Linked DNA regions of Homo sapiens: all the other regions are linked to region 3. Evidence: chromatin loops called from intact Hi-C (ENCODE). Cell type or tissue: GM12878. All regions are shown on one strand.

Region 1 (8,000 bases), 130 kb after region 3:
CGAATAAGAGGCACCTACTGCATGCTAGGCCGCCGCCCAGCCGTGCGTGTTCAGAGCCAGCAGCTGAGAGAGGTCTCAGCTTTCCACGCCTGCTCCCCTGAAGCCCTCCAAGGACCCACCTCTGCTGCCGACGGTGGGTTTAAGCCAAGGCGGGGGGTATAAAGAGTGGCCCACACAATCGGGACTTCAAGGTCAGGGTCAAACCAAAGGTTTTCTATAAAGCTAGCAGTAAATTGCTTTTCTAGTATTTCTCTTTATAACCATCTTCCCTGAGCCGGCTTCCGAGTGCCGGAGGGTTCAAATCCTACTCTCTGGCCACCTGGCTCTGAGCAATTAGCCCAGACGCACGCCTGCGCCTCGGCCCTCCGGGTTGCTCTCATAGGACCTCAGCCCCTCCTCTCTGCTGCAGCCCACAAGCCATCTGTGAAACGGGCTCTTGTCTCTGCCACCTCATTTTCTCCATTTCTTCCCCCTTCCGGAAAGCGGCCTCCGAGGTCAACATGAGGGCATTCGCACGCTCTCTGGAGCGCCCTATCTCCAGCGCAATTGGACAATCCAACTCCAGACGGACCCAAGCAGAGGGCGCGATTCTTCCCGTTCCCCCACCACCCACTAAAATGAAAGCCAAATGGATCCCTTCACAGCCAGCAGACACCGGATGATCGCTCTCCAGTCTGAAGGAACGATTCTCGCTATTATCCCTTCCTGCTGGGCTAAAAATATTGAAGGAAAAATGCAACCGCAGCACTAGAGAGCTTCCCAAGCAGGGGGGTAAAACTGAGCCTCCTTCTATGATCAGAAACCAAAGGCAGGCACAGCCCTTGGCTATGGAGGCAGCAAGGTGGGAGGCGGCCTCTTCCCCTGCAGAAGGCCACAAGCCAGCCATGCGACAGCAAAGTGTCAAAAACTCTTCTTAGTCAATTGCCAAACGGGCAACTACGGGGGCTGGAGAACAAGAGCTGGCACCCAGCAGGGTCAGAGCAGGAGTAGAACAGGGACTGTGGGGCTTTCAGCCTGAAAAGTGTCCCTCATGCCCGCCATGTCCCCATTTGGAGCTCCTGCTGGAGCCTCTCCTGCAGGTGCCTACAAAGCCCCACCCACTGGTGAGTGGCCGTCACCCGCCAGGCAACCCCAGCTGGACCCAATGTGGCACCTCCTCCTCAGCAGTCCCTGTGCTTCGTGAGGCCCATATGTGGGAGCTGGGAGCGCTAGACTAGAACCCCTCTCAGCCTGGACCCCCGGGACCTGCCCTTCACCTCTCAGAGCCTCAGTTTCCTCACCTGTCAAGCAGGGGTGGCAGTCATACCCACAGCAGCTGACACCAGACCACGGGTGGGTCACTCACCTTGTGCTGGGGACAGGGCTTTTAGGCTGCTCGGCTCTGCTGCAGGAATAGGATCCTCAAAGCAGAGGCGGTTTCCCCATTTTACAGATGGGCAGAGTGAGGCTTCAGGAAGCGTAGTTATCTGCTTGGAGTCTTAGGCAGCTGCTCAGGATGCTACAGCAAAATCCCACAGCCCGGGAAGCTTGTAAACCCAGGGGCTTCTTTCTTGTAGCTCCAGAGCCTGGAAGCCCAGTGCCAGCGTGGTCAGGTTCCAGTGGCTTCTCCTTGTACCATTACACAGCAGAGATGTACCCTTACATCCACAGAGAGTAGAGAGAAGCAGTCCCTTTTGGTACTCTTAAAAGGGACCATCCTATTCATGAAGGGTCCGCTCTTACGACCTCATCTAAACCCAATTACCTCAAAAGGCCCCAGCTCCTAATAACGTCACATTTTGGGGTAGGGTTTCAACATAGGAATTTTGGGGAGACACAAACATTCAGTCCATAACAGCAAGTGTAATGGGTTGAATGGGTGGGCCCCAAGGAGACAGGTCTGCATCCAGACCCTGAGAAGCCTATTTGTGACCTTACTTGGAAAAACAGTGTTTGCAGGTAAAATTAAATTGATGCTCTCAAGGCCGGGTGCGGTGGCTCACGTCTATAGTCCCAGCACTTTGGGAGGCCGAGGCAAGCAGATCATGAGGTCAGGAGTTCGAGAACAGCCTGGCCAACGTGGTGAAACCCCATCTCTACTAAAGATACAAAAAATTAGCCAGGCATGGTGGCACGCACCTGTAATCCCAGCTACTCGGGAGGCTGAGGCAGGAGAATTACTTGAACCCAGGAGGCGGAGGTTGCAGGGAGCCGAGATCGCACCATTGCACTCCAGCCTGGGCAAAAGAGCAAGACTCTGTCTCGGGGAAAAAAAAAACAAACCTGAGGCTCTCGAGATAAGATAATCCCAGATTACCCAGTAGGCCCTAAATCCAAGTGTCCCTAGAAGAGAAGACAGAAGACAAGAGGCCGTGTGACGACAGAGGCACAGATTGGCATGATGCAGCCACAAGCCAAGGAGTGCCTGGGGCCACCAGAATCTTGAAAAGGCAGGATGGAGCCTCTCCTAGAGCCTGCAGAGGTTGCACAGCCCCACTGACACCTAGAACCTGGAGGGAGCATGGCCCCCGGGACACCTAGAACCTGGAGGGAGCATGGCCCCACTGACACCTAGAACCTGGAGGGAGCATGGCCCCCGGGACACCTAGAACCTGGAGGGAGCATGGCCCCCGGGACACCTAGAACCTGGAGGGAGCATGGCCCCCGGGACACCTAGAACCTGGAGGGAGCATGGCCCCCGGGACACCTAGAACCTGGAGGGAGCACGGCCCCACTGACACCTAGAACCTGGAGGGAGCACAGCCTGCCAACATCTAGAACCTCCAGAGGCAGCACAGCCCTGCCAACACCTAGAGCTTCCAGAGGGAGCACAGCCCTGCTGACACCTTGGTTTCAGGCTCGCGGCCTCCAGGGCTGCTGCTGGAAGGCGCTGGCCTGTGGTTCTTTGTTGGGCAACTCCGGTGGCCAGCTGGTGGCAGGCAGTCCTGTGCCCTTGGCGCTGTGCCCCCCAAGCCCACCACAACAGGCACTTGGAATGGCTTTGGGATGAATGGGCACACAATGGAATGAATAGGGCTTGGATGAGAAACTGAGGCAAGAGTTCTCCTGGTTTCTTCCACCCTTTGTTCCCGTTCATGCCAGCATGGGTTTTGCAATGCCCTGCACCCCGGCTCGGAGCTGGGAGACCCTGGACCCTGGGCCTGGCACACTGGGGCCCTCTGAAAATGTGGTTTTGACCCCCAGGCTCAATTCAGGGCTCTTTGGGAAGCAAAGTCCCCAGAGGGACCCTGGCAGGGTGGGAAGTCAGGAAGCACTTGTGTGGAACCTCAGACCCAGTTCCCTCTGACCACCATGGGGCCCAGCTTCAGACACCCTTGAGTGGGGACAGGGGGCTCAGGCACAGGGTGGGGCACCTTTCCGGCAGGGAGATGCAGGTTCAAATCCTGAAGGTCCCCCACACCCACCCTGGGAAACCCAGCTCCCATGACCCCGGCTCCCAGGCCTGCATGTCCAACAGCTGCCTCCCTGTCTCCAAAGAAGGCACCTGGCCCGAGTACCCCAAAACCAAGACCTGTGGGCCTCCATCCCTAGGTGTCCTCCCTCTGCAGAAAAACCCACTGCTTGCCAGAGGCTACAGCCAGCACCTGACAGGCAGCGCCTCCCACCACCCCTTGCACAGGCAGGTGGCTCCACATGTGGGACAACCCACTGCACATGTGTGACATTCTTAAGATCCCAGCACTATACACGCCATGGGATGTAAAACACCCTTCTCAACGTGCAACAAACACGGCCGAAACCGTCACCGAAAGCACTGCGCCTGTCTGCTGCTGGGGAATCACTCCGTGGTTAGCACCCATCATTTCGAGAAGAAAGAGTCAATTGTGATGTTCTGTTACCATCCCAGTCATTTCCAGGGATTTCTGAGAAGCGGCATGTGCCTGGTGTCCCTCTGTCCATCTGCCCATCTGTCCATCCGCCCACCAGCACCTGCTGAGGGCCTGCGGCCCTGCATGCATGGCCCAGGCTGCCAAATCAGTTCTGTCACCATGGGGCGGCAAGGCACAAGGAGGAGCAAGTGCGCGTGAGACGCCCAACAGGAGAGATGCCTGCACTTCAAGGAGCTTTCTCGCCTGGTGCTGGAAAGGACCCAAAGTACTCAGTGCCGCAGCAGCACATCGCAAGTGCGCAGTGAATCTGAGTGAAATCCACGCACGCCTGAAGGCTTCCGGAGAAGGCATCGCAGGTCCAGCCATGGGAGGCTGGGGGGAGCGGGAGCTGTGGCACTGCAGCCAAGCACTTACATGTGCCACACACCTGTGGGGCGGGCGGGGGATGCTGCTGATGCTCGAGCAGGGCAAGGTCTGTGATGTGTGTGTCCTCATGTGTATGCGTGTGGGGTGCCCATGCACATACATGTGGGGGTGCGCAGGTGCTTAGGGGTGTACAGGCGTGCATGTGTTCATGTGTGTGCACATGTATGTGTGCATGCTCATGATGTATGTACCAGTGTATGTATGTGCAGTGTGTGTCTGCATTACGATAAATAAAGCTAAGCAAAAATACATCTGCAGGAGGGCAAGGACCGAGATAAATCATTCTGAACTCCAAACAGGTGGAGGGTAAGATGTAAACAGATTTTTCCTGTTGTTTAAATGTACTTCGTTTTCATTATACTGCTGTTTGCGTGCAATGAATGCAAGTGCACTGAGGTGAGGAAAAAGGAAGGCAGACACTCCTTCCTCCGGCTACCCCACAGACACCCACACCATGAGAAACTAGGGCACCCCTGCAGATGGGAGGCAGCGGTGAGGTCGCCTCCAGGCTCGGCCAAGGGTACAGGAAGGGCAGAACCTGACCAGGCCATTTCCAGCCAGACTCTGCTTCCTGTGGGGAGCTCCTGCCCCTTCAGGTCCTAAACCTTCAATCACCCAGATTCTGGGGACCCCACAGGGAGCAACATAGTCATGCCACCCTCCACAAGCCCAGCCAGGGAGTGTGGCCCCATACCCGATGCCAAGGCGAGGCTCCTGGCTGCGGAAGCTGAGTCGGAAGCACGGTCCCCACACTCCTCCTTACTCCCCGCCCACGCTCCTCCCCACTCCCCACACTCCTCCCCACCCCCCTGCTTCTCCCCACTCTCCCCATACTCCCCACTCCCCCTGCCATGCTGCCCCAACTCTCCCCATGCTCCTCAGTCCCTCCAATGCCCCCCAAGCTCCTCCCCATTCCCCACATGCTCCTCCCCACTCCCCACGGTCCTCCCCACCTCCTTTCTCCCCACTCCCCCCATGATCCTCCCCACACCCCCACTCCTCCCCCCTCCCCACCACGCTCCTCCAACTATCCCCACTCACCCCATGCTGCTCCCCATTCCCCCCAAAGCTCCTCCCCACTCCCCCACACTCCCCCCACGCTGCTTCCCACTCCCCCCACGCTGCTTCCCACTCCCCCCAACGCCCCCCCCACGTTCCTCCCCACCCCCCCACTTGCACTCCACTCCCACTCCTACTCCTCCCCACTCCTCCCCACAGCTCTGGCCTCCCCCAGCCCGAGGGGAGCCCTCTAAACCCTCCAGCTCAGGCTGCTCCGTGAAGCTCAGTTCCTGCCGCTTCCGCTCAGCACAAAGGCACGGCCCCTGCTGGAGGCCCCCGCTCCGGGGAGCTCTCAGACGGGCAGCCAGCACCTCACTGCCCATCTGCTCCTTCCCTGCTTACTCGCAGAGTCAAGACCTGGAGCCCACGGGGCCAGGAGGCACAAAGCACAGCTTCCCAGGTGACGCTGGACAAGTCGCTGACCCTCCTGGAGCCTCAGTTTCCCCAACCCAGTGGCTCTGAATGAATTCCCTGGATTCCTGAGAAGGAGGGAGCTTCCTCACTGGTTCACAGGGAGAGAGGGAGGGAAGGGGGTTCTGACAATTAAAAACAGGTCTGCAAGTCAGGAACTCGATGATCTCCAGAGGTGCCATGATCCCCTCGTCTACCCAGCCTCCCCTGGGCCCTGCAGCCCCTCCCTACCCTGTGACCCTCAGCCCAAGCCCCTGGGGAGGGTCTCTGGTTCTCAGCTGTGGGGTTGGGCCCAGCGGGTCTGGGGGCCTGGTGGGGAAAGGGTGTCTAGGGTACTCTGTCTTTCTACCTTTCTGAGTTGTTTCTTCTTTTGCTTTGTTTTGTTTCGTTTTGTTTTTTTTCCAACGAGTAGACATTACTTTTAGAATTTCTTAAAAAGTTATCTCAGCTTTGGGTTGGGTTAGGGAGGAGGGAGTCCTGGGAATGTATAAAAAGCACGCAGCCAGTTAGTTCCTGAGAAGTCAGAAAATGCGAAGATCAACTGAGAAGCTGTACTTTCTGGAAATTCCAGGCGAACCAGCACCAGGCCCCTCGGCTGGTGGGCAGAGCACCAGGGGGCGAGGGAGCGGGAGGGGGATTCCCTGCTGCCAGGCCAACAGCTGGGCCAGCCAAGGTCAGGAATGCTGCAGCTGCAGCCTCGCCTTCCGCCCCCACCCAGGCGGGAGCCCAGTGGGAGGGAGGCTGCCCCTGCCAGGGCCTGGGACAGAGCCCTCTGTGGGGGACAGGCCAGGCAGGAAACCCGGCCGTCCTCAAGCAGGAAAGCTGGGCCAGAGCTGGTACTTCAGCAGGGAGCTGAACTCCAGTCCTGGGCGCACCTGTTTGCAGTCACAAAAAGGGCAGACTGCAGCACCCACCCACCTGCCCAGCTCCCCACCCAGCTCCCCACCTGCCCGGGGTACCCAGGACTCTCTCCAACGCCACCAGTGTCTCTCTGGTTCCTCACTCTGTGCAAGCCTACCCTCTGGTGCTCTCCCGGTTAGGATGATCGTCCCTGCTTTACCAGGTGGGGAAACTGAGGCTCGGCCTGGCAGTTACGGGCCTCCCCTGTACCAGCTGCTGCAGGTCCGGTCTCATTTCACCAGGGAAGGATGTGTGCCCAGGACGCTGCTCCCTGGGATGAAACGGGTTTGTTTTTTTCTCCCAGTATAGAAATAACCCTGCCTGGATGAGGGCAGGGAAGTAGAATAACATGAAACCGACAAGAACTCCCATCCTAAAACACCACTAACCACTGAGGGCGTTTTTCTGTCGTCTCTTGACTCTGGGTTTTTAGGGGTTTTTTATGTGTGTGTGGTGTTTTCTACATATTTGACTACTGGGAATAATATGGCATATTGCGTCCTGGTGCCCCTTCGCTGACAGCACAGGTGTCCCAGCTCCCTGCCTCCCCGGCTGCAGGGCAGGGCGAGGAGGGGAGGCCAGGGACATGCGGGCCTGGTACCTTCCAGGGCAAGAGGGACGTCATCCCCGTGGGCAGAGCAGGAAATGGAGGAATGTTGAGTTCCCTGCACCCGCTGTCACCGTCACAGCTGGCCCCACCTCAGCCGGGACACCCTGCCTGGGCCACTCCAAGTGACTGTCACAACCCGAGAGCCTATGGCCAAGATGAGCTCCACCAAGTAAAAATGGTGGAGTGTGGGGAAAAGCAAGAGAGATCAGAGTGTCACTGTATCTGTGTAGAAAGAAGTAGACATGGAAGACTCCATTTTGTTATGTACTAAGAAAAATTCTTCTGCCTTGAGATTCTGTGACCTTACCCCCAACCCCGTGCTCTCTGAAACATGTGCTGTGTCAAACTCAGGGTTAAATGGATTAAGGGCGGTGCAGGATGTGCTTTGTTAAACAGATGCTTGAAGGCAGCATGCTCGTTAAGAGTCATCACCACTCCCTAATCTCAAGTACCCAGGGACACAAACACTGCGGAAGGCCGCAGGGACCTCTGCCTAGGAAAGCCAGGTATTGTCCAAGGTTTCTCCCCATGTGATAGTCTGAAATATGGCCTCGTGGGAAGGGAAAGACCTGACCGTCCCCCAGCCCGACACCCGTAAAGGGTCTGTGCTGAGGAGGATTAGTAAAAGAGGAAGGCATGCCTCTTGCAGTTGAGACAAGAGGAAGGCATCTGTCTCCTGCCTGTCCCTGGGCAATGGAATGTCTCGGTATAAAACCGGATTGTACGTTCCATCTACTGAGATAGGGAAAAACCGCCTTAGGGCT
Region 2 (8,000 bases), 77 kb after region 3:
ACCCAGGTAGGGAGCCTCACATCTGGGCTCACACCCACAGCCCTGCTCTGCCCCCCTGTAACCCACCATCTGGCCCATCCCTCAAGACATCTTCCACCCCTACCTCCCATTCATCACCTGTTACCCAGATGGCTGGGCTGTGTCTCCTTGAACGAAACTGGGTCCCAGGAGGGTGAGCTCCTTCCTGTCTCCCCCAGCCCAGAGCTGAGCCCAGCTTCATCCATGGTGGTCAAGCCAGAGAGCTCTGCTGTCTCCCCACCTCCGCAGCAACACAGGCCCCCCTCTGGGTGGCCAAAAGGTGTGGCTCTAAGCCCTCCATTTCCAGATCGTCCATGATTGCTCTTCTATGCCTCGTTTAGTGAAGGCCAAATATGGAATTTCCAAGTCGCCTAAGGTCAAGATAATGCCAGACCATGACCATGCAGATGCCTGAAATGTCTGTATTTAATTAACGCTGGAGGCAAAAAGGTCACTGGTATTAATGGAGTGAAGAAAAAACAACCCGCCCCCAGGCCTCCAGAATGTCTCCCTGCCAGGGAGACAGCAGCCTCTGCCAATTAAAACTCCTCTTCAGAAGCGTCCAGCACCCACCAACTTCAGAAAACCTGTGAAGGCAGAGACAGGCAGCTGGCTTGCTGGTGGTTGGAAGGGGCCCAGCAGGGCTTAGGGACACTCTGCCCAGACAGACCACGCAAAGCCTCCTACCAGGGAAGGCCACGATCACTTCCCCCTTTGAAAATCCCAAGCTCTTCCAACATACTGCATCCGGGTACCCTGAGGCTGGGAGGGACCTCGGAGATGGGCCTGCCCCGGGCTGCAAAGCACAGAGAAGGAAACTGAGGCCGGGCGGGCACAGGTTGATCTAGTGTCACCGGCAGCCGACAGGGTGGCCAGAGGGGCTCCAAGGCTGAGTCCAGCGCTTTCTCCACAACGCCAGACCCTCAACAGAAAGAGACTTTTTAGGGCGGATGTGGTGGTTCACACCTGTAATCCCAGCACTTTGGGAGGCTGAGGTGGGCGGATCACCTGACATCAGGAGTTCAAGACCAGCCTGGCCAACATGGCAAAACCTTGTCTCTACTAAAAAAAAAATACAAAAATCAGCCAGGCGTGGTGGCAGGTGCCTGTAATCCCACCTACTCAGGAGGCTGAGGCAGGAGAATCACTTGAACCCAGAAGGCAGAGATTGCAGTGAGCCGAGATCGTGCCACTGTACTCCAGCCTGGGCGACACAGCGAGACTCTGCCTCAAAAAAATAAAAAATAAATAAAAAGATCATTTTTAATCCCCTCAACTGGTATTTAAAATCATCAGTTGAATGGCGAGGTAGCTGGACTTTTTATGTGGTGCCCGGGGAAGCTTCCAGGCCTCATGAGGCCAGGCCTGAGCTGGTGCTGTGGCTCTCCTGGCAGGTTCCCCTGGTCAGAGCCACCACAGGCCGTGTCGGATCCAGGGAGGATGCAGACCCTGCCTTTTTTTTTTTTTTTTTTTTTTTTTGAGACGGAGTCTCGCTGTCTCCCAGGCTGGAGTTCAGTGGCGCAATCTCGGCTCACTGCAAGCTCCGCCTCCAGGGTTCTCACCATTCTCCTGCCTCAGCCTCCCCAATAGCTGGGACTACAGGCACCCGCCACCACGCCCGGCTAATTTTTTGTATTTTTAGTGGCGATGGGGTTTCACCACGTTAGCCAGGATGGTCTCGATCTCCTGACCTCGTGATCCGCCCGCCTCGGCCTCCCAAAGTGCTGGGATTACAGGCGTGAGCCACCGCGCCAGGCCCAGACCCTTCCTCTTGATGAGAGGAATCACAGAGAGTTTGTGGGTATCTTTAGTCTGCCTCAGGGTCCCCATCACAAACGCGGAATAACAATGTCTCTTCCAAGGCCCAGGAGGAGACGACCTGAGGAGACCCATGGGGAGCTGGGACTCCTCAGGCCGGGTGCAGTGGTTCATACCTGTAACCCCAGCACTTTGGGAGGCCGAGGTGAGTGGATCACTCGAGCCCAGGAGTTTGAGACCAGTCTTGGCAACATAGTGAGACCCCAACTCTACCAAAAATTTAATATATTTTATTTATTTATTTATGAGATGGGGTCTCGCTCTGTCACCCAGGCTGGAGTCCTATAGCACGATCTGAGCTCACCGCAATCTCTGCCTCCTGGGTTCAAGCGATTCTCATGCCTTAGCCTCCCAAGTAGCAAGAAGCTGGGATTACAGGCACCTGCCACCATACCCAGCTAATTTTTGTAGTAGAGACCGCGTTTCACCACGTTGACTAGGCTGGTCTCGAACTCCTGACCTCAGGCGATCCACCCACCTCGGCCTCCCAAAGTGCTGGGATTACATGCATGAGCCACCATGCCTGGCCTCTACCAAAAATTTAAAAATTAGCTGGGTGTGCCGGGCGTGGTGGCTCATGCCTGTAATCCCAGCACTTTGGGAGGCCGAGGCGGGTGGATCACGAGGTCAGGAGGTCGAGACCATCCTGACTAACACAGTGAAACCCCATCTCTACTAAAAGTACAAAAAATTAACTGGGCGTGGTGGCGGGCACCCGTAGTCCCAGCTACTTGGGAGGCTGAGGCAGGAGAATGGCGTGAACCCGGGAGGCGGAGCTTGCAGTGAGCCGAGATTGCACCACTGCACTCCAGCCTGGGCGACAGAGCAAGACTCCATCTCAAAAAAAATAAATAAATAAATAAATAAAAATAGCTGGGCATAGTGGCACATGCCTGTGGTCCCAGCTACTCGGGAGGCGAAGGCAGGAAGGATCACTGGAACCCACAGATCAAGGCTGCAATGAGCCACGATTACACCACTGCACTCCAGCCTGGGTGACAGAGTAAGACCCTGTCTCAAAAAAACCAAAGAAGAAAGAAAGAAAAGAAAAGTAAAACCATGGACCCATTTTAGGAACATTTCATGAAAAAAGCCACTCCTGAGGCCCCCTGGTAATACTGGGGCTCAGAAAACACTCCAACATGAAGGCCCTCCTGTCACTAGTTCCATTCTCCCCTGGAGCTGGCCATAGAAACTAGAATGCCTCTTCCCCCAAGCAGGTCTTAGAAACCAGAACCCCTTTCCCCTAAAGCCAGTCATCAAACCTAAAAATAATACTCTAACTGTCCCTCCACCCTATCTGTATAAAAACTGGCCATAAAGAAATTCCCTGACCTACCTTGTTTGACTGTAGGTCATAAGACCCACCATTCCAGAGAGGGTCCTGCCCCACACCCAGAAGGAAGGGGCGCGGCTCAGAGAGGCCAGTAAGAATCCAGGCTCATCTGCCTGCCCATGCTTTGTGGAACTTGCACATAAAAATGAGCAATTTCCCCTATCTTTGGGACTTTATTTAGAATGTTCCCCTGTATAAATGTTCAATCGCCTTGCCTTTTCTCCAATTAATCAATCTACCTCCTGTCTTGATTTATTTATTTATTTATTTATTTATTTATTTATTTATTTATGTATTTTTGAGACAGGGTCTTGCTCTGTCGCCCAGGCTAGAGTGCAGTGGCAGGATCTCAACTCACTGCAACCTCCGCCTCCCGGGTTCGTGCAATTCTCCTGTCTCAGCTCCCCCGAGAAGCTGGGATTACAGGTGCGTGTCATCACGCCCGGCTAATTTTTGTATTTTTAGTAGAGACGGGGTTTCACCGTTTTGGCCAGGCTGGTCTCCAACTCCTGACCTCAGGTGATCTGCCCGCCTCAGCCTCCCAAAGTGCTGATATCATAGGCATGAGCCACCGTGCCCAGCCTCTCCTGTCTGATTTTCCAGTGAACCTTAAGGGGGCCAAGGGCCTTAGCCCCAACACTCTCAACTGATATTGAAAACCATGGCCCAGTTTTAGGAACATTTCATGTAAAAGCACCACTCCGGGGGCCCAGTGGTCACAATGGCGACCATTTATTGGGCGCTTGCCATTCAACAGGCCGGCTACCCACTCCCCACGGGTCTCCTCAGATCGTCTCCTCCCGAGCCTCAGAAGAGGCATGGTTATTCCCCGTTTGTGACAGGGACCCTGAGGCAGAGTAAAGATGGCTGCACACTCTCTGAGACTCCTCCCATCAAGAGGCAGGGTCTGTGTCCTCCCCGGATCCAGCATGGCCTGTGGTGGCTCTGACCAGGGGAGCCTGTCGGGAGAGCCATGGCACCACCTCGAGCCTGGTCTCATGAGGCCTAGAAGCTTCCGTGGGTGCCACATAAAAAAGTCCAACTACCTTGCCAGAGAGCCCACATGGGGAGGCTGGCCCTGAGCCGCAGGGGCCTCTCCTGCCCTCCAGCAAGGGCCCGGAGCTGCCCTGAGGGGCTCCTGCCGGCCCGGCCTGGTGACTCTACCTAGGTCTGTAGGCACTGGGCTGGGCCCATCCCTCCTGGGGTATTTATTTCCCCCACTGTTCTGACACCAGGCCCTCCCGTAAGCACAGACAGCCCTGCTGTCCCTGACTCTGGAACCCCAGCGCCCACTGCCACATTCTACCTTTTCCCAGGAGACGGGCCGATGGGGTCAGTGGCAATGTGCCACCACCATCGGAGGGGGCTGGGGGTGGGGAGGACAGCTGCGCTCCAGAGGCCAAAGGAGATGGGCCGACGTCCCTACCATGCACCTCCTCCTACCACACATCTCTGCCTGCCTTAGTGGTCTGCACGTCAGGAGACTCTGTGGATGCTCCGAGCCTCCATGTCCTACAGGTCAGACCAGAACCTCCCACCCCCACCTCTCTGGGCCAAAAGTGACACAGTTTCGTCAGGACCATGGAGATCACAGACTTGGACCCAGGAAGACCCAATTTAAGGCCAGGCCCATCAGCTCCCCCTGCAATTGGCCTCCCTGAGACCCAACTTCATTGTCTATACACTGGGATAGGAACGGGCATCTGCGTCGGACGTGTGAGGACCACGCAGGACAATCCACACAACATGCACAGGGCCTGGGACATGTCAGAAGCCTCTGCTGCAGGACACAGGACACCTGGCCCCACGAAGGCAGAGCCCTCTGAATTTGACCAAACCTCCTCCATGCAGACACGGCTGCGGCCTTGGGGCTACCACATCCCCAGATTTGCGGAGCCTGAAATGCGGCCAGCACTGGAAGCGGGGAGACTCCCACATTGAGATGTTTCTGTTCTCCCAGAGCTCCAGTAGAGAAAATGTTCACCCACAAACCCCCCAGGGTATCCAGAGGCCAGGGGTGCTGGGGTGCAGGCTGCAGACAGGTTCCCACATTTGGTGCAGGGGAAGACACACATCTGCTCAAAAGAAAAATGAGGGAGTGTTTCGGGTTGAACTGTGTCCCCTCAAAAAAGATACATAGGGGTGCTAATCCCCAGGACCTCAGAATTTAACCTTACTTGTACAGAGACTTCAAAGAGAAATCAAGTTAAAATGTTGTCACTGGGGTGGGACCTAATCCAATATGACCCGTGTCCTTATAAAAAGAGGAAGTTTGCCAGGCGCAATGGCTCACGCCTGTAACCCCAGCACTTTGGGAGGCCAAGACAGGTGGATGGATCACTTGAGGTCAGGAGTTCAAGACCAGCCTGGCCAACGTGGTAAAACCCCATCTCTACTAAAAATACAAAATTAGCTGGGTGTGGTGATGCACACCTGTAATCCCAGCTACTAGGGAGGCTAAGGCAAGAGAATCACTTGAACCCGGGAAGTAGAGGTTGTAGTGAGCCAAGATCAGGCCACTGCACTCCAGCCTGGGCAACAAGAGCGAAACCCTGCCCCAGGAAAAAAAAAAAAAAAAAAGAGGTAGTTTGGACACAGAGATAGGCACAGAGGAAAGACGACAAGAATACAAAAAGAGAAGACGCCGTCTGCAAGCCCAGGAGAGTGCCCCGGGACACAGTCTCCCTGTGCCCCAGAAGGCACCAGCCCCGCCGCCACCCTGATCTCAGACTTCCAGCCTCATTTCGGTTCCAGTACATTTCGGTGGTTTCACAGGGCTCCTTCCCTCCCCGCTGCACTGTCCCTCGGGCCCCTTCCTCTACCCCACGCTGGGTGGTGCTCCCGGCTCAGGGTCCCATGCCCACCCTGCACCGGGATTCCCTCTGTGAGGGCGTGCCAGGTCTGCCCCATCCCCTGGAGCCCCACATCAGGCTCAAAAGACAGGGGCTGAAACAACAATCCCGGGAGATGTGACGGCCACATCACCTGCCAGTCAGGAGAGGTTTTGTATCACTTAGAAAATATGGGGGTGGGGGCTGCACACAAGCCTTTTCTGGGGTTCTCAGGACACAAAGTCGGACATGGCCTCAGCCAGCCTCGGGTCCGGTGGCTCACAGAGGCTCACCTGGTTTTGAACCATAAAGAAATTTAGCAAAGGTCTACCCCTGCTCCTAGGGCTCTGATCTCACAAGCGTGGGCGTCACTGAAAAACAGCGTCAGAAAAAATTCTCAACAGGGGGATGCTGGCGAGGGAAAAGGGGTCCCTGGAGGGCAGAAAAATCCACTTCGTCAGGTCCACACTGAGACCCGGAGAGGGCTCGGGGAGGCAGAGACCCTGAGCTTGAAAGCCAGGGGAAGAGTTTGAAGAAACCCATTTCACACACTGAGTAAAAAAGGGCAACTTACAAGAACATGTTATTTTCATGTTTTTAAAGATGTAAACGATTGAGCAAATTAAATATTTAAGTAAATGTTGAACTACTTCATCTATCCCTAAAAGCTTATAAAATCATGTTGACCAAGAAACTTAAAATCCTCTTACTGGGAAAGGGGTGGAACCAGCTTGTATTTTGAGCTGCTTCCTATCCGGGTAAATTCTGTGCCCCAAATCACAGATGAGCGAATGGGGCTCCAGCCCGTGTCCTGGTGGGCCGGCTCCAGCCCAAGCGCCAGGCTCTCCCCCAGAGCTCCGCATTCTAAAGGGAACCACTCTGCCACACACAGCTTTGTTCTTCTGGGAGACCCCTCTAGAGAACTGAAGAGCAAATGCTATTTCTAGACGCTCTAAGACATTAAAAAGACACAGAAGAATCCCAAGTCCTCCCTTTCAAAACCTCAATGCATCTAATATACCAATAAAAGCGACCATCAACGCCTCACTTTCTGAGTTCATGTCCTCCAGGGTCCCGTGAAATTCAAACCAGGAAGCACCCGGAATCACTCCCAGACGACCACGTGGAATTCGATGAGTGAGCAGGCTCAGGACGGCAAATGCACTTGCAGGAAAGCAGCCCCTGCAACAAAGCACGTGTCCAGCCGAGCCCAAACGTGGGCACCAGGCACGTGGGCACAGGCATGCAGGCATGCAGCACACCCTCTCCCAGTGGAGTCGGACGACATGCCCGCTGCTCCCAGGACACAGCAACCGGCCACGGGGCCGTCGGGTGCCAGGTGTGCAGCCAGGGCTCCGTCCTCCCCGCAAGCTTCTCAATGCACCACTACTGTCCAAGCTGCTGAGTCAGTGCTGAGGGCCCCGTGAAGCTCACCTCCCCAAGAAGGCCCCAGAGTACCGGGGTGTGAACAGAAGCCCTCTCTGGGCCTCTAGGCACAAAATACTCTTTCGCCTGAGTAAATGATGGTGTTTTTGGCCCTCGTCCACCATACAGGGCCACAGCACCAGCACTGCTGCACTGGGCAGTCAGACTTGGGGCCCTGGCAGGGAGGGGATGCAGGGAGCGCTTGGGACACTGGTGAAGGGAGAGGGTGCATCTTGTGGCTTGGGCAGTGCCACGGGCAGCACCACACGTGGAGGCTTCTCCCAGGGCGGGGGGCTCTGAGCAGCTGCCCTGTGCAAAGTCACTCACCAAGCCCTGGCCCACACTTCACAGCACCACAGCCAGAACAGTGGCTCAGCCGGGCGCGGTGGCTCACGCCTGTAATCCCAGCACTTCGGAAGGCCAAGGCGGGTGGATCACCTGAGGTCAGGAGTTCGAGACCAGCCTGGCCAACACGGTGAAACCCCATCTCTACTAAAAAAAAAAATACAAAAAATTAGCCGGGCGTGGTGGCGGGCACCTGTAGTCCCAGCTACTCGGGAGGCTGAGGCAGG
Region 3 (8,000 bases):
AATGGCCATCTGTCCCAATGACCTCACAGTCCAAGTGGGGAGACTGACTAGGCAGCAGCTGCATCTGAATCCTGGCACCAGGAAATCTCCCAGGTACGGAACAGATCCTAGAGGCAGACACTACTGTGGTGTCACTTGGGGAAACAAGCTCTGCTCCCTAATAGCTCCTTTCCTTTGGCCATCACCGACGTGGAAATGCCACTGCTACCTGGCTTCTTGGCAAAGATGCCATCTCCATAAACAAGTTTCTTTTTCTTTTTCTTTTTTTTTTTTTTGAGACGGAGTCTCGCTGTCGCCCAGGCTGAAGTGCAGTGGCACTATCTCGGCTCACTGCAGGCTCTGCCTCCGGGGTTCACGCCTTTCTCCTGCCTCAGCCTCCCAAGTAGCTGGGACTACAGGTGCCCAGCACCACGCCCGGCTAATTTTTTTTGTATTTTTAGTAGAGACAGGGTTTCACTGTGTTAGCCAGGATGGTCTCAATCTCCTGACCTCGTGATCCGCCCGCCTCGGCCTCCCAAAGTGCTGGGATTACAGGCGTGAGCCACCGCGCCCGGCCTCCATAAACAAGTTTCTTGCACAGGGAGGTGACACACGGCCAGTCTCAGTCACCTGGAAGGCAGGTTCACTTACGTCATGACCAGCAGGCCCAGTGTACCTGAGGGCCACAGCTGTCCACTGGGAGGAAGAGGGAACCCTCAGGGGCTGGGCTGGAGGAGGGGTATACTATGAGACCCACTGAGGGGTCTGAAGTCTCCTGGGAGTACAGGGCAGTGACAGGGCAGGAGGGTCCCATTGTGCAAGGACCCTCACCTCAGCGTTCTCACTAGACATGAGCTTGACGAGAACTCAGCGAAGACGCGGCACACGGAACCAGAGCGCCAGCCCCACATGGCCCTCCACGCAATCCCACAGGGGAGGGGCCGGGCTGTCGTGCCTTCCCTCTGGACCCAGCCCACTCTCCCCCAGTCCTTGAAAAGCACCTCAAGGCCCTGCCACGTCTGCAAGTGGCTCTGGAATCTCCGTGGCACAATTACATCACTCTCCTGTGGCTCTGTGGCAGGCTGCTGTGTCACACACTGATCCTTTTCACATCAGTGTCTCGGCTAGAAAGAAGCGTGTGGAGGCTCCGTGTCATCAGAGGCTATACTTCGTGGAAAAACTCCACACCCATGCCACACCAGTGTCTGGTCCACAGAGCAGGCCAGTCCTCATCACTTCGGAACAGGCGGGCCGCAGTGGGTCTCTTGTTGGCAGGAACTTGACTGTCGCTCCTGAGCCCCTGGAGGGGAGGCAGCGAGGGAAACTAGGGTTGTCTTTGTAGCCCTTCCTGTTTCTAGCTCTGTAACTGCAACCAGGATAACCTAAGCTTCGGTTTCCCATCTGCAACAGGAGAGTGACAGTTCCAAGGATCAGCCATCATGTACAAGACCAGTAGAGGCTGAGCATACAGTAGGTGCTCAATAAGTGGGAGCATGGCCTATCACCCCAGAGGGCGAAAGGAGGGGCTCATTCAATGAGACGGCATTTAGCACAGGGGCCGGTCTCAACACATAGTGTGGTCAGCATTAAAAATGACAGATTTTTTAAAACCTAGGAGACTAAAAAGTTGGATGGGGGTTGGTGCTGCGTTAGTTCCTGCTCAGCTGTGTTGCTTTTGTGGGTTTCAGGGATCATTCTTCTCTGTCCAGTGGTCCATGAGGAGGCCCGAGATGGCCAGGCAGGAATGTGGAAGCCCAGACGTGAATGGGCCTCCACGGCCAGACCTGGGCCCCAGCCCAGCTCCCTCCACCCCAGGCCAGTGACCACCCCTCCTTCCTTCCTGCCCCGTCTCATCCTTTCACTCCTGCTGTTTTCTGGGAGTCAGCTGCGCTGACAGATGCTAAATCCCGACCATTATTTTTGTCCTCACAATAGCTTGAAATCTTCCAGGAGGGGCCCCGAGCACGGCTGTAGCTCTCCAGGGACGGCAAAACCTGCCACCTTCACCTTCTGCCCGAGACCCTGAGGCCCCAGCCCAACAACCTCGCCCACCTGCCCCGATTCTGTTACAGAAAGGCAGCTGCTCAGAGGCCATTGCCCCCGCCGCCCACAGAAAATCAAAAGAAAACCAACAAACTCTGCTTTCTGCCCCTGGTGAGCCTGTGTGTTTACGGCGGACATAAAATAGTGTTGCTGACAGGCTGGGATGCGCCGCACTGGCCCCGGGCTGTCTGATGCTGCCAAGCAGGGTACCAAGCTGCCATTAGTGTGTTACTAGGAAACCGAGTCGGATGTTTCCTGACCTCCGTCCACACCTCAGGGTGCTTCATCCCCAGGGGACTGGGGTGGGGGCAGCAGAGAGAAGGCGCATCGAGCCTCTGAAGAAGCCGGCTGGGAACTGGATGGTGTGCATGTGGGGAAGGACGGACGGAGAGATAGACAGACAGACAGACAAGAACCGCTTTACACATCAGGGAGCTTGTTCTCACACGCCCTGGCAGACCCTCACCACGACCCATGAGGGAGGGAGGCCTTGCTTTTTCTACAGGTGGGGAAACCAGGGCTCAGAGAGGGCATGAGAGTCACCCAGCTCGCCAAGCCACATAGGCGGGTACCTGCACAGGCCCCAGCTACCAGATTCCCGGAAGGAGACCCGTCCACCGGACTGTCCCTCCTGGCCGTAACTCCCTCTTTTTGGGGGCTTCTTTCTAAGCAGTAAAAGAGCCTCCCACCATCTAAAAATATTCAGGAACCAAAAAAGAACAGCCCCTGGGCCAGGTCACAAGGACTAGGCCCAGGGGAATGTCCCGGGCCACAGCACAGGGTTTCATTTCCCCCTCTGCTATGTGAGGCATGCTGTGTGACCTCCGGCAAGTCACCTACCCTCTCTGAGCCTTAATTTGTGCAACTGCAAAATGGGGGCTGGAGCACCCACCTTGCAGAGTTGTGAGGGCTGAGATGAAGCGGCAAAGCCCAGGGCCTGGCTCTCAGGGGACAGGAGCAGGGATTGTCGAACAGCGTATGGACCTATGGCTCAGATCCTCCAGTATGGGAATCGTGAATGCTCTCGGGACCTCATTATCCCCAGCCCTTCCTCCTACCACAGTGAACCAGGCCCAGGCCTAGTTAGGTGTCCTCTCTGTGCTCTGCTCCTTTATGAATGACCCTTATGGAGCGTTTATCTCAGCAGTGAGAAACAGAAGCAGGAAGACAAGGGAAAGTTGGTGGCAGAGACTGTCCTGCTGTCCTTTCTAAGCATCTGGTGAAGGTGAACTTCAATTCAGCCTGGTAGGGTTGGGGGCTGCCTCTTAGAGAAGGTGACCTGTGGGTTGGGTTTTGTAGAATGAATAGGAGTTGGGCAATCGATATAGGAGATACTACGTACGTGATGGGACTTCTACAATAAAACCCAGCATGTGACGCTTGTTCATTTTAGAGCAATATTTCTTAAGTGCCACTGTGTGTCAGTCAGATCTACGCTGAATACAAGGGAAATAACGTCAAAAGGGAGAAGTCTTCCTCTTCCTGGAGTTCCAGAACAGCACGAGGAGGGCGATTTAGAGGGGGAGGGACCTTCATCAGACACAGCACAGCCCTCTCATTCGGGCCGAAGCCCAGCTGCCTACTCCTTCCTGGAAAATGGCAAGATGAATGCGTATGTCTTTAAAGCTGCCCTTCTGCGCCGGTCCCCTCCCTCTGCAGAGACTGCATTAAATGAGACCAGAGAGTTGCTGTGACCGAATCAGTCCTGAAAGCACTCGAGTTTAACGAGGTATTAAAAATGAAAACCCCTGGAAGTCCCAGGCCATACCTGCTCACACACACACGGGAATGCGGAGCGGGCAGGGTGGTCACGCGCACCTGCTCTGCGTGCGTCAGAGGGTTCCCCTGCGATCTCCCACTGAGAAGGAACAAACGGCCTCTCCCTCAGTGGTGGGGGTGGGGGAGCAGGGTTTCGAGGTCACTGAAGCCCCCAGCCACGTGGCAGCAGGGCCTCTGGAGACAGCTGGGGCCCACTGTGGTGCCAGAGTACCAAGGGGCCCACAAGATGTCCGAGGGGGGCAGGGAGGGTCCCTGAAAGTGTGGGGCTCTCATCCCAACGAGCTGCGGTCTCCACAGCCAGCCCCACAGGGAAGTGCTGATGGCTCTGTTAACAGGGAAGGTGCGGACAGGGAGCTCCCGCCCAGCAGTCCCACAGCCACCTCCCGACGGGGACTGGGCTTGTCTAGACCACAGGAGCGAGAAAGGCTGGACTGCCTACAGAGGATCCCCACCGAGCCAGGTCCACCAGCCCTCAGTTCCCGAGAACAGACACAGCAGAGACCAGGACCCTCCTAAAACCCCAGCCCAAAACGGCCCTCAGTTCCCGAGAACAGACATAGAAGAGACCCAGCCAGGACACTCTTAAAACCCCAGCCCAAAACAAGGTAGTGACTGGCCTGGCACAGGGGGTAAGAGCAGGTTTCCTAAATCACACTTTGGCAAATCCTACGCACTCTTCAAAATGAACACCTCCTCCAGGAAGGCTTCCTGCCCTCCTGGCTTGTCAGGGTCTGCCCCCAGAGGCTGCTGCCTGGACAGCACATGTGGGAGGTAGAGGAACCTCGAGTGAGAAGTGCAGGGGCCCACAACGGGGTCCCAGGTCCCAGGTCTGTGGGGCAGGGAGGGCTCCTTTAGCCACCCCTGGGGTTAGGGAGGGGTGGTCTGACAATGACCCTTGGAGAGACAGAGCTGGGCTCAAATTGCAGCTCTGCCCCCTAGTTCTGTACGACTCTGACCAGGTGCCTTCCTCTCTCAGAGCCCCGTCTCCTTCCTGTCCAGCGAGAGGGCTCAGGGCCCGGCCTGCAGCGCTCAGGGAGATGCAACTGGAAGCGTCTTGACAGAGGGACCCTCCGGGGACGCTGGCTTCATTCACTCCATTCTGCCAGTCCCCACAGAGGCCTGGCCTCACAGAGTCACACCGAGGAGCAAGAGACCCTTGGCAGCATTTGAGGGAGCCACATGCGGCCAAGGAGAAGCCCAGGTGGGGCCGAGCACGCAGTCTTAAAGGGTCTGTTGTGCAAATGAGGCACCACGGCCAGTGGGGAGGCAGCTCCAAGGAGACAATGCCACGGTCCAGCCAGGTGTCCTTGTCGATGAAGGACCTGGGGTGGGGGGGCGGGGGACAAAGGCCTTTCTGTCCCGGCCATCACCCGCCTTAAGAAACGCCCCGTCTTCCGTCTCTCCAGTCTCCCCTCCATCCCCACACGAGCCTCGGGCCACCAGGGAGGGACGGGGGGATGCCTGTCAACACCTCCTCTGGGGAAGGGGGCTTCATTCCGGCCTCCTTCAGACCAGGGCAGGCTTTGCATGTGCCTGGGGCCGGGGGCTGTCTAACAGGGCTGGATTCATTTGCTTGTTTCTCGTGGGGCCGTTTTCGTGGAGTCTGCTTTCAAACTTGTCCCCTTTGGAAAAACAATCCTCTGGGGTGAACATAAGGTGTCCCAAACCCAGCCTCTCCCAGCTCAACTCGGGCTCCACACTCAGGCGTCCTCCACAACGCGGACCTCCCAGAGTGAAGATGAACATACATGAGCTCAGGAGATGGTATCTAAACAAACTTCCTCTGGGAGAGGTGGGCAGGGTGAGGACAACGGCGGGGAGGGTGGGCCATAGAGGACAGCGGTTTGTTCCTCACTCCTTGTACCCCTGCAGACAAAGGGCACAGCACAGAGTGGCCAAGGCCCCAGGGCAGGATCCAATGGGAGAAGCACGGCCTCTCCCCTCCCAGGTCGCCGCCAGCAGGCAGCTCCCACTCACTCCCCATGTAGAAAGAAGACGTCCAAACCTCCTCGACACCAGAAACTCCTTCTACATTTTATGCACCCTAAAAAATTATCCCAATGATGCTAACATGACACATTTAAAGCTGCACAGTCATTTTATGATGCAATAAAGCATGCAGCTCTACATTCGCGGATACATTACATTCCCTGCCGTGTCACGATCACATTTGTTTAAGCCTGAAAATCACTTCAACTCCCAGGAAAGTGAAACCAGTGTTATGCAAAGCAGGCTCCTAAATCATAAAATTGTGGATTCCTCAAGCTCAGTGGGATTCACAGACCATCTGGGCAGATGCTTTCGTTTCAGAGACTGGGAAACTGAGGCCCTGTGTGGCATTTAACTTGCCCAGAGAAGCAGCCCCTTGAAAGGAAAGGAAAGGCCAGCTAGACCTTGGGCCCTGGTGACCCGCCACACTAAAGCAGCCAGCAGCTGCAGCCTCACATCCAAGCCCTCGCCCAGAGCCCTGGCCCCAGAATCTCCCTCCCCGCTCGCACTCAGGGGCAGCTCTCCCTTCAAGGATGCTCCTGCTCAGATGCTCTCTGGGGAGAAGCCAGGAGGACACGCGGTTCCTGACAGAGCCTGGCTGTGTCTAGGATCACTCCCTCCTCATGCAGCCACCGGAGTGGCGGGGTGCCTTCCCACAGCAGCCTGTGAGGTTGCAGGACCCTGCTCTGCAGACAAGGATGCTCCTGGTGGGGCATGTTTACCAGCTGGCTGTCAGACATCTAGCAGCACACTCTGGGAAGAGGCTCCAGGTCCAACCACCCCTCCCCCAGCCACCTAGGATGAAGCGGTGGCTAAATAAAGCTTGGTCTCATGTCCATGTCCTTCCTTTGGCCTCTCTTCTGCCCTGAGTGGGAGCTTTCAAATTTCTCCCGTGTCCCTTCAATTCCCCTAAGAATTCTCGGGGACCTCTGACCTGCCGGCACCACGGGAGGGAGGGCAGAGGCAGGCGGCCTGGCCCTGCTGGGGACTGGGGTGTGCAGCCTACTTCACAGACAGGCAAGGGCAACCCTGCCACAGCGGCACCAGTGTCCTCGCAAGACGCACTCATCACGGCGCTCTGTGGCACCCAATCCGGGTGCCCTTTCCAAATCCTCCTCCATCAAGGCCTGGAAGCATTCCCAGGGCCCCCCACAGACTGCAGCGGACCACGCCCAGCCTCAGTGAACAGAAAATGGGAACTAGGAACGCTGGCTGCAGTGCCAGGAGGGGGACAGAGGGCCCCAGGACTCCAGGCCAGAGCAATCAGAGAGATGCTTCTTGAAGCTGGAAGGAAGAAGCCAATGTGCCACCTACCGCTGCGCCCACTGGGGCTGACCACTGAGCATGGGCATCGCCAGCTACTGCTGTGCCCACTGGGGCTGACCACTGAGCGGGGGCATCACCACCTACCGCTGCGCCCACTGAGGCTGACCACTGAGTGGGGGCATCGCCAGCTACTGCTGTGCCCACTGGGGCTGACCACTGAGCGGGGGCATCACCACCTACCGCTGCGCCCACTGGGGCTGACCACTGAGCACGGGCATCGCCAGCTACTGCTGTGCCCACTGAGGCTGACCACTGAGTGGGGGCATCACCACCTACCGCTGCGCCCACTGAGGCTGACCACTGAGTGGGGGCATCGCCAGCTACTGCTGTGCCCACTGGGGCTGACCACTGAGCACGGGCATCGCCAGCTACCGCTGCGCCCACTGGGGCTGACCACTGAGCACGGGCATCGCCAGCTACTGCTGTGCCCACTGAGGCTGACCACTGAGTGGGGGCATCACCACCTACCGCTGCGCCCACTGGGGCTGACCACTGAGCACGGGCATCGCCAGCTACCGCTGCGCCCACTGGGGCTGACCACTGAGCACGGGCATCACCACCTACCGCTGCGCCCACTGGGGCTGACCACTGAGCACGGGCATCACCACCTACCGCTGCGCCCACTGGGGCTGACCACTGAGTGGGGGCATCACCACCTACCGCTGCGCCCACTGAGGCTGACCACTGAGTGGGGGCATCGCCAGCTACTGCTGTGCCCACTGGGGCTGACCACTGAGCGGGGGCATCACCACCTACCGCTGCGCCCACTGGGGCTGACCACTGAGCACGGGCATCACCACCTACCGCTGCGCCCACTGGGGCTGACCACTGAGTGGGGGCATCACCACCTACCGCTGCGCCCACTGAGGCTGACCACTGAGTGG

The links. Peaks named below come from ENCODE experiments on the same cell type or tissue, not always from the same donor. Only the 100,000 strongest peaks of a DNase experiment are listed, where the experiment ranks them.
Region 1: it touches region 3 in a loop (7-fold over the local background); 2 of 110 quality-filtered maps call a loop at or near these places.
Region 2: it touches region 3 in a loop (2.6-fold over the local background); 3 of 110 quality-filtered maps call a loop at or near these places.

What each region holds. Positions count from the first base shown.
Region 1 is chr9:133,950,360-133,958,359 of GRCh38, forward strand. The region is part of intron 1 of VAV2 (vav guanine nucleotide exchange factor 2); the gene reads right to left. Among named protein-coding and RNA genes, the nearest start is that of VAV2, 38 kb to the right of the region's middle. RefSeq lists enhancers at 1-72, 3,843-4,132, 6,839-7,415, 7,020-7,129, 7,180-7,229 and 2 more. In GM12878, no CTCF peak of the experiment used is centred here; DNase peaks (open chromatin) are centred at 3,712, 4,802 and 7,078; H3K4me3 peaks cover 3,886 bases; H3K27ac peaks cover 4,515 bases.
Region 2 is chr9:133,897,345-133,905,344 of GRCh38, forward strand. All of the region lies in intron 2 of VAV2 (vav guanine nucleotide exchange factor 2), which reads right to left. Among named protein-coding and RNA genes, the nearest start is that of VAV2, 91 kb to the right of the region's middle. RefSeq lists an enhancer at 5,529-5,598. In GM12878, no CTCF peak of the experiment used is centred here; a DNase peak (open chromatin) is centred at 3,638; H3K4me3 peaks cover 900 bases; H3K27ac peaks cover 2,224 bases.
Region 3 is chr9:133,820,069-133,828,068 of GRCh38, forward strand. The region is part of intron 4 of VAV2 (vav guanine nucleotide exchange factor 2); the gene reads right to left. Among named protein-coding and RNA genes, the nearest start is that of SARDH, 86 kb to the left of the region's middle. RefSeq lists enhancers at 2,656-2,705, 3,046-3,135, 4,186-4,295, 4,428-5,424, 5,425-6,422. In GM12878, a CTCF peak has its summit at 3,434; DNase peaks (open chromatin) are centred at 2,403, 2,793 and 3,703; H3K4me3 peaks cover 1,370 bases; H3K27ac peaks cover 3,568 bases.